Linked DNA regions of Mus musculus: region 2 is linked to region 1. The links are chromatin loops, found by intact Hi-C in ENCODE. Cell type or tissue: left cerebral cortex. All regions are shown on one strand.

Region 1 (5,000 bases):
AAGTTGAGAACAAGAACATATTGGTGAATACCATATACCTGAGTGACAGAATATGAGGAAATCAAGCTGGTACTGGCCTGGAAGCTTCATCCCTACTGGTTAGACTTCACAGTACACACTAATGTAGGGGAAAAGCACCCATCAGTCTTATCCAGCTGGGAACCCTGTGGGCTACAGTAACAACAGGCTTGGCAAGGCACGGCCACTGGTTCAACAGTGGCATGACTCTCATGGGAATAGCCAATGACTCTCTGACTAGCTTTAAGCCCTACTCCAGAAGATAAACCCATACCTGGTACAATTCCTGGGTCAAGAACCTGTGGGTTGCTATGTCATAAACCTTGGGCAGAACTTACTACTGCTGTTCTGCTAAATGAACACAGTACTAAACAGACTCATTATTATGCTGGCATATTAATTGTCTCTTGAGCCACATTGGAGAAGTATGTTTTGAGTAGATGGTGATCAACACATAGACCCACAACCGGTCAAGGTACACAACTGGTCAACAGAACCATTATATTGCCTCCTCATAAAACTTAAGTATCCTTGAGGAGGGGGGGACTGAAAGAGTTTATGAGCCAGAAGTGGTAGGTAGCTACAAGACACAGCAGGGCAGCTATACACGGGCACTCAAAGCTGCTGTGATAGCCTGTGCAGGACCTGTGCAGGCTCAAGACAATCCAAAGCCCAGTATGCAGAGGGGAATTGGGCATGAAGTTCCACCCCTAGCTGGGAAACACTTGGTAAAGGATAACTCTTGGGAGACAGACAGTTCTCTTTAAGAGTGTTGCCCCTGGTAAGTTGACCATGTTCCAGTGGATGGCCATGCTCCCACACATACATGGGCAGCACAAAATGGATTTGCTGTGGATAAAAATAAAGAACACAGAGCCAGATGGGTAGGGAAGGACAGACAGAACTGTGAAAAGTTGGGGGAAGGGCTAAATATGATCAAACCACATTGTGCAAAATTCTCAAAAAAAAAAAAACCCAAAAACAAACAAACAAAAAACAAAAAAACCCACCAAAAAAAAAACCCAATCAAATAAAATCAAATGAAAGGCCATGAGGTTTGTGCTCCCACAGCAGCCCAACCTCAGCACAGAACGCAGAGCATGGAGAAAAGAAAAGAAGGCTAAGAAGAGGTTTCCATCTGCCAGAACTCCATTGCCAAACATCTGGCTATTCCTCTCCCACTCCATGAGACTGCACAGACATTCAAGACCATTAACAGTCGTCCCTGGTTTCCCCCAAAGCATCCCAGGAAATGCAAAATTCATCAGACCTTGTACTGATCCTGCAAAAGAGTGAACCCAGCACAATAGGTTTCCAGGTATGAGATAAATCAAATTTTACTTCATCTGTCTCTAGGGGAGGGAGACTGGCAGAGTTCTAATCATATACATATTTAAATTTGTAATCAGACTCCTTGGGAGGACAGGCTGGTGTGTTTACTGTGAGCCTGCAGTCAGGGCTTCTGGGGACTGAGGATGCTTGGTTGTAAATCCTGTCATTTTGGTGACTTAATATTTTATATTATCATGGTATTAGCATAATTGTGACCTCTGCATTGTAGCATTTTATGTGTTTCCAGTGTAACTTTTGATACTTTACTAAAGTCAACAAAAATTCCTATTATTCCCTCTTTTAGAACACATTTGGCATGAAGTATTAAGGTTGATTTAATGTTATTAGTGCTTAAAGTGGTGTGAAATCCATGAATATACACATCCATCTCCCAGTTCACCAGCACGCCGCCATAAAACGCAAGGAGATGGGCGATAAACATTTCCTCTCCTTTTTTTCTCTTTCCCTAATTTTTCCTGCTGGAGGCTCTGCCTCTACCCAGAGGGCATGTGAGTGTTGCCAGTTCTCCCACACAGATCAATCACCTGGGCTTCCACATGCCCAAATAATAACACAACAGGAGAGCTTGGCTCAGCTGCCAGCCTCATTAAAACTATTCTCAAAGTAACAGCAAGGTTTGGGGAGCACTCTACTTGGACCAGACTCTGCATATTTTCCAAGATAATGACCAGGGAAGAAGCATTAGAGGACATAGTCCCTTTTATTTGTGATTTTGGCAAGTCACAAAAAATAGTGAGGCAAAGCTAACTGTTTCAAAGGCTGTCCAATGGCAAAGTCTTGTTTAAAACTCTTAGGGAAAAATTATTACTATGGTAAAACTACTGAGGCTTGAAGGGCTACAAGGGGGAAGTAAAGTCAGAGAGACTAAGGCACTTCGGTTTGCTGGCTTCAGGATGCAAAGTTCTTAATCAAAACAACTAGGGAAAATGGACCCTAGTGTTGGCATCCCTCGAGGGTCCTCCAGTGTTTCGCAAGCTAGTCATTAATGTGTCGCTGGGTGATACAGAATTACACAGCCTCTCTTCAGAGCTCTGGACGAACAGAGAGAAAAGTTAACTGGAAACACAGGGGTCCTGAGCTAGTGGTTTTATGATCTCTGGATTATGACTTCTTCTGGGTCATTGTCAGAGACAGTCTGGTAAGATGTTCCTTTAACCACAGCAATCGAGCGTGCCCGTTATTTAGAGGAAACAGTGTGGAGATGCACTGGAACAAGCAATGTCTCCCACCCACCACCAGATCACCTAAAAGACCAGACACATTGGCTAGGACCTTGGAAAACAAGCTGGCATTGTTAAATTCGTACATTAAACTCATAGGCAAGCAAAGGTGTCTCATTGAATTCATGCCCAGGATATTTTTATGTGGTGTTGATACCTTTCTTCAATTTCTGGGAGTCACAGAATATGGTTCATGTGAAGAAGAATCATTTAAGTCAGGACTTCTGTTTTTTAGAAAGAGACATTCCCAAATAGACTACATTTGAAAGTATTTCCCGCCAGGCAAGTGACAAAATGACTAAAGCGATACTCAGAAATGTAGATCAGGCAAACTTTTCTATTAACTATGACACAGTGGCCAAACCTCAGCACAGAAGCCCCACAGGCAAGGGTGTGGAGACAGCAAGCAAAATGCTCAACCAGAGTCCTTAAAACAGGAACGTGGGAGCTAAGATGAAAGGATGGACTATACAGAGACTACCCCACCCCGGGATCCATCCCATAATCAGCCACCAAACCCAGACACTATTGCACAATGCCAGAAAGATTTTGCTGAAGGGACCCTGTTATAGGTGTCTCGTATGAGGCTATGCCAGTGGCTGGCAAATACAGAAGTAGATGCTCACAGTCATCTATAAGATGGAACACAGGGCCCCCAATGGAGAAGCTAGAGAAAGTACCCAAGCTGCTGAAGGGTTCTGCAACCCTATAGGTGGAACAACAATCTGAACTAACCAGTACCCCCAGAGCTCGTGTCTCTAGCTGCATATGTAGTAGAAGATGGCCTAGTCGGCCATCACTGGGAAGAGAGGCCCCTTGGTATTGCAAACTTTATATGCCCCAGTACAGGGGAATGCCAGGGCCAAGAAATGGGAGTGGGTGGGTAGGGGAGCAGGGAGGAGGGAGGGTATAGGGAACTTTCGGGATAGCATTTGAAATGTATATAAAGAAAGTATCTAATAAAAAAATTTTGTATAGCAAAAAAATATGTTCAAAGTCAAAAGACAGAAGAAGGGCAGCTATGACATGGCCAGCAATCTCCCTAACACAGGAGTCTCAAAGCTGAGACAAGGTGGTTTTAAAACAAAATAGAAAATGGATGAGAAAGAGAAAGTAAAAGCTCACTTTTCAAATCACTGTCTATATATTTGAAATGTCAATTTCCATTGTGTGTTGGTGGGGATCACTCTTTGATGTTTTGGACTGCATATACATGTCATGCTTTTCAATAAAAAGTTCCTTCCTAATTAGGAAAAAAAAAACAGGAACGTGGATTATTTGTGTAGGTGCTGCATTTTAAGTTGATAGAGTAGAAACCACAACTGCTCCATGCAGATATGGATGAAGAATATCCCTAGAAACTTAAATTGGGGAATACTAAGTTGCCAGTGGAAAAGGTATCGCTTTTCTCCTCCCCCTGACCCTTAAGTGCCATTAAAGTGTGATCAAGGTTGTGCTGGAATCCTGACATCCAGAACTGCAGGATTAATATTTATTTGCTTCTACTTCTTATTCTAATGATAACTCTCTACTTAATTGGCCTAGTTAATTTATGAAATCAAATCTAGATCAGTGAAATTGACAAGTAGTCATCGCTGAAAGAATATTACAGTTTAAAAGCACCGAGGATAACAGTATAAATGATATATGTTATGCTATTAAGTGAGAAACCATAGAGTGAATTACAATGAGCAGAAAAGGAATGCATTTTATTGTTTTCGAAACCACGTTTTTATGTGATGTACAAACTTTCTGTCGAATGGCCAATCTTGACAAGCTGATTTCTTTTTCTGAAAGCCCATATCTATATTGGGATAGAAATCAATAGTGTGATAGAAAGGAGGGAAAGAGTACCTGGGACACTGGCTCAGAAGTATCGTCATTACGCCTTCATGTCAGTCTGAGTGGAGTCTTGGCTGTGCCTCTAGAAGCCTTTAGTGCTTCACTAAAACCACCTAGCCTCACAAATGGCAGCCGAGGCTGTCTCCACAGCTCCAAATGACGGAGGTGACGGTGCTGGGAAGCCACCTAGGCAGGGAAGGCATCTGGGCAGCTGTCACAATTTATTTCCCTCTGGTCCATGCCCCCTCTGGTGGCTGAATGCCAGGGTAAAGTGTCACAGTGTGGAATTGCTTCCCTCTGGGGGAAGAGATGCATGCATCATTTTCTTTTCCTCTCCGGGGGCCACCTGAATCTCCTCAGGCAGATCACTTTATCTATGGCTCCCACCTTCCTAACAGAACAGGGGACACATTCTTCCCTCCAAGAGAGATTTCTCAAGTGAATACACAGTGGCAGTCAGAAGAGGACTAGAGGAGTGTAATGACGTTGCAAATTGTTTTGAACTAAAGTCACCCTAAAGGAAATTACCCATCATTGGCCCTTAGTTCTCCCTAGGCCTGATGACAC
Region 2 (5,000 bases), 230 kb before region 1:
AAACAAGTCCTGTCAATCGCAGGCTCTTATAAAGACCCAGACATTGGCATGGTCTCCAAAGCCAGTGATTCTAATGAGCAGGAGAAACAGAATCAATGAAATTACTAATCATGATTCAGGATACGTTTAGAACCATCTCTTTCGCACTTAAAACCAGAAATAGAAAGTCATTTATAGAAACAGAAAGGTACTGTTGATTGCTTTCCCTTTATTTCTACATTCTTTTCCCTTAACAAAACAAACAAAAACTTCTCTCCGATTTCTCCCCACTAACCAATATTTATCTCCCTACACAGCTTCCTCTTCTAGTTCTATTCTTCAGGAAAACAAGGATTGCCCCTAAAATGGTCAAAGCCATCCTAATATGTGGATGAAGCATGCTTGGCTAAAGCCATCTTGAGTCTAGACTAGGCTCACAATTCACTTCACAACAGATCCATTCGGCAAGTCCTGACGGAGTTTCTACGGGTGTAAGTCCCTGTCATAGGTTTGAGGTCACAGAAGAGAAGGGAGGAATGGGGCGGAAAGAAATTCTCCCCATAGTAGAGTCTATATTCTATTAGGAGGATAAATGGGTACATGAGCGCACACACGTGTATGCACACACCTGCACTGGGGGGGGGGTATGGAGATAAACATAACATACAGATATGTTTGAAATGTGTATGAATGCCTGAATGGCTAGAAAGGTCTGTGAAGGTTAACATCTGATTGCAGGTATGAAGTACATAAGGTCACTCTGAATATCGGGTGGAATAGTTCCACCACAGAGGATCAGGCTGTTGAGATGTCCAAAGGCAGAGGTTACATGTACTGAAGGGCTAAGCAGGCCACCACCTCCAGCTGTATCTGAATGTTGCTGTGAGGCTATGTGAGTACTGCTCAGGGCTCAAGGGGAGGACTCATGGGCACAGGAAACAGCAGCAAAATGGTCATCACCAGGCCTTCATGATTCTGTTAGGCCAGCTAGCTTTGGGGTTGCCCACTCTCTAGGAGTCAATTAAAGTTTGAGTAAACTTCCTTGAGAGACAGTTGATGAAGCCTGAGCAAGACTTGTTATGCTTGGATTCTGCTGGTTCAGTTTTCCTGAGCACAAACACCTCCAGGGAGGAAGGAGCAGGGTTGGCTCTGGGAGAGGAAAACACAGTGGTAAAAATAAGGCCAATTCGACATCTTGATGGTATGTAGGGACCCTCGTATACAGAGGAGCAGGATTCCAGTACAGCCAGAACTAATTCACTGGTTTCTCTAACCACATGCTTAGCTTTCAGAACCTCTCCTTAACAAACTCCCGAGTCATGGTGCCTTTCTTCCTTTATGCATAGTGAGCATTGCCCACTGCCTGCTGGTTTTCTTCAGGGTCTTATGTATGTAATAAATCTACCAAAGAGACAGCCTACAGCGGGCCATTATGCAGTCACCCCCCTCTCCCCGCTTTAGTAATGTTGACTCCACTTAGCACTGAGTATAGTGTGCTGTAGGATCTGAGAGCTTGCAGGTGGGAGTTTGGCATCTAGTCCCAGGCCTCGATGATGGAGAAGCAGTGGCGTGGGTAAGGCAGTATCTTTGGCCTTTGTCTAGGAGACTGGGGCAGCTGCTCAGAATGCAAAGCTAGCTTCCTAGAGACAGTTGCTTTTGTCCTTGTGAAATACTTGGCTTTTCTTTATGAGCCCTGGCTGGACTTCTTATTGCTTTGGTGGCATCAGGGATGACTCAGAGACCAGGAAGCAAGTGTTGTGACTGTCACTGTCTCAGGGCAGTTCCATTCAGGCCTGTTGTCCTTTTAGTTGTTCAGCGGAGACATGTTTAGTTTGGTTTTACCTGTGCCAGCTCAGTCTGGGATGGGGTACAGAGACAGACTCTCAAAGGAGGACACTCTGGCTATAAACCTGCCAGGTCCTTCCCAGCTCTACCCCTTCCCTGATTGGTGTTTTCACATCTCCCAAGGATGGGAATTTTCAGAACAAAGCCCAGTACTTGGAGTGGTTATTTGCATGTCAATTTCCGGAATGCTTCTCCAACTTTCCCTTGTGCCATAGTGATGCTTTTGTATCTCTTCTGCTGGGGATAAATGGAGAGGAAGGGCTCGAAGTGGGTCAGCGCAGTGTCCTGGCACTTCCTTTGGCTGAGTCTTTGCCCAATGGGGTGGAAGCCAGACTTCCTTCTCCCTGGCCCTTCAGCTCCCCTATGCAGCCTTGCAGATCTGGGAGGTCTGCGTTCTTTATTGCAGCTTTGGGGTGAGCAGGCACCTGACCATGGGAATATTCTTTCCTCCGGTCACAGGCGTCTGTGAGGGACCCTAGTGGGGTCTAATGATGGTGCTTGCTGTGTTCTCACCATCTTTCCCTTTAACCCATTTCTTGCCTGTCCATATTCCTGGCTGGAAATAGTGTATATGTGTGTGTGGGGGGGGAAGGGCAGCGGGAGAGCAAATGGCAGGAGCAAGCTAGGGTTTCTTTTCCTGTGAGACAGTATCCAGGTCCTGCCTTACGGTCAATCAACTGTAAGTATCCTGTAGCACTGTCATAAAATGTGAGAATTAAAACATCTTTTTTCTATCAAAAGAGTCTTTGAAGTTATAGTCTTGGATGAATCTCGCAGAAGGGCATACAGGAAACAGTGTTCTACACACAGACTTTTTTTTTGTCTAGTTCCCTATCATGTGGGAAGTTCCTCCACACTAGTGTCTAAAAAGCAATTTTCTGGTCACTTTTCAAAAGGTCCCAACTGTGGCCTATGGGGATACTTGGGACCCCTGGGACCAAGACCATGGCTTGCCGTCTAGCAGGCTACCATGAAGAGGGTGTGGCACTTCTGAGCATGGACAGAATTCAAATAGTTCCCGCCGTCACCTGACATTCTGTTCTATTAAAATGATATTTTAAAAATTATATTAATTTTACCTTGGCAAATGTTTACTATGTAGATATAAGGTAATCAGAATGTTTATTATATAGTACACACATGTATTACATATTACAGCAGTAAAGCAACATCTAGTAAATTAAAAAGCAGGCGGAGGCCTCCGTTGTGAAGGTGAGTTTAAGCTACATGTCCTCCTCCAGCGGAACTGTGAGAGCTGTTGTTCTAGAAAGCCCACGTCTGCGCTTAGAGCTGGATTGTAATGCAAGACATTGGAATGTGCTATAGCATTGGGGAAAATCTACTCATATGATGAGCTAGATTTTATAGTTCTTAGGTAGTTTTGATTATAAAAATGTATCCCATTTTCTAGCATACTATCATGACTCTAAGGTATTTTCAAGTTTTTTTTTTTTGTTTTTTTTGTTTTTGTTTTTGTTTTTTTTTTTAAGACAGGGTTTCTCTGTATAGCCCTGGCTGTCCTGGAACTCACTTTGTAGACCAGGCTGGCCTTGAACTCAGAAATCTGCCTGCCTCTGCCTCCCAGGTGCTGGGATTAAAGGCATGCGCCGCCACTGCCTGGCTCCAAGTGTTTTTTAAATTAATTTTACTTTATGTGTATGAGTATTTTGTTTGCCCGTATGTCAGTGTCTGATGCCTGCAAAGGCCATAAGAGGAACTGGGTCCCCTGGAAATGGAGTTACAGACAGTTGTGACCTACCAGACGAGTGCTTGGAATTGAACCTAGGTCCTCTGGAAGAGCAGCCAGTGCTCTTAACTGCTGAGCCATCTCTTCAGACCACCCGCCCCCCTTTTAAATCAGTGCATTTAAGAAACCAGAAGTAAATGAAAACTAATACAGGAATTAGTTCCCGACTTTCTGAGGAAAACTCCAGGGGGAGGAGTGTGTACCCAGGGCCAGTTCTTCTTATAGGATGGACTCATTTTGCTTTTGTTGTGGGGGCCATGTGGCTTCAGTGTGTCTCCTTGTTGGCTTTCTACATGCCAGAGAGAGGTTAGAGGCAGGACCCCTGAGAAGGAGAACACCATCTTGGCTGGATACTGGAGATTTGACTGTTATTGATGATATTTCAACACCCACACTTTCCTTGGGTGCTAGAAATCTAGCAATTAGGAAGCTGTGTGGTCCTCCAACTCAGGACCACCTGGGATCTCAAACCAAACAGTGCCTCCTCAAGTCCTGTCTCCTCATTCACATGCTTCCTGGGATACAAATCATTTGCCCTCCCCCATGGCTTGAATCTAGACCTGAAATCCAGGAACTACAGATATCTCTGTATTCTGATTTATTTTTCAATTAGAGATTGGAATTGGTGCTCACTTGCAAATTCTGCCTTTGCCACCCAAGTCTGAAAGTTGTTAAATCAAATCTCATTGTGTTAATATCTTCCTATCTCATTAGCAGAGATTAAATTTGCTAATGTAATATGAAAATCACTAACATACTATGAGTGCAAACAGAAATCAAAATCTCTACAGACTTCCTAAAGGGAATGTTGAATGTGTAAACACGTCTCTCTAGTGGGTTGCTCTTGCTAACATGTGTGTGAGTGTTAAAGCCTGCATTTCCATTTGCCTTAAATGCTCCAGGCTGGGGTGAAAGGTGCAGGTGCTGGGTGGGAGACTGAGGGCAGAGGCAGGGCTGCAGAAATCACAGGCCATATTAATTACACTATCCCACATGTAGGGAAGAGCAGGGATATTTTCTTTATCCTTTCATTTGGTTAAGCGGAAGGAGAACACAGTTTATAGTTAGAACACTGAGTTGGCATTCCAGCCCTGCTGCTCACGGGCGAGTTTCTTTCACTATAAAATGGTAATTCAGGGTATGAACATTGTAGTTTTGTAAGAATCTTTTATTGTGGTTGTATTGAATTATATTCCTACCAGTGACACATAAGGACTCTCCTTTCTCACACACCCTCACAGGCATTTGTTGCTTGTTGGTTTTTTTTTAAATATTTATTTTTAGTTATGTGTATATGTGTGTGTGTATATTTGTGCATGTACACACGTGAGCATGTGTGTGTCTGCTCAAGGGCATGAGTGTGCGTGGGTATGTGTGTTGTCTCTCTGTGTGTGTATCTCTGTGTATGTGTGTGTGTGTGAGAGAGAGA

Evidence for each region. Peaks named below come from ENCODE experiments on the same cell type or tissue, not always from the same donor. Only the 100,000 strongest peaks of a DNase experiment are listed, where the experiment ranks them.
Region 2: it touches region 1 in a loop (3-fold over the local background); 2 of 42 quality-filtered maps call a loop at or near these places.

Annotation. Positions count from the first base shown.
Region 1 is chr12:53,746,522-53,751,521 of GRCm38, reverse strand. The region is part of intron 4 of Npas3 (neuronal PAS domain protein 3); the gene reads right to left. Among named protein-coding and RNA genes, the nearest start is that of Gm35614, 83 kb to the left of the region's middle. In left cerebral cortex, a CTCF peak has its summit at 4,688; DNase peaks (open chromatin) are centred at 1,956 and 4,641; H3K27ac peaks cover 845 bases.
Region 2 is chr12:53,978,786-53,983,785 of GRCm38, reverse strand. All of the region lies in intron 6 of Npas3 (neuronal PAS domain protein 3), which reads right to left. Among named protein-coding and RNA genes, the nearest start is that of Gm35614, 150 kb to the right of the region's middle. In left cerebral cortex, no CTCF peak of the experiment used is centred here; a DNase peak (open chromatin) is centred at 2,042; H3K27ac peaks cover 1,088 bases.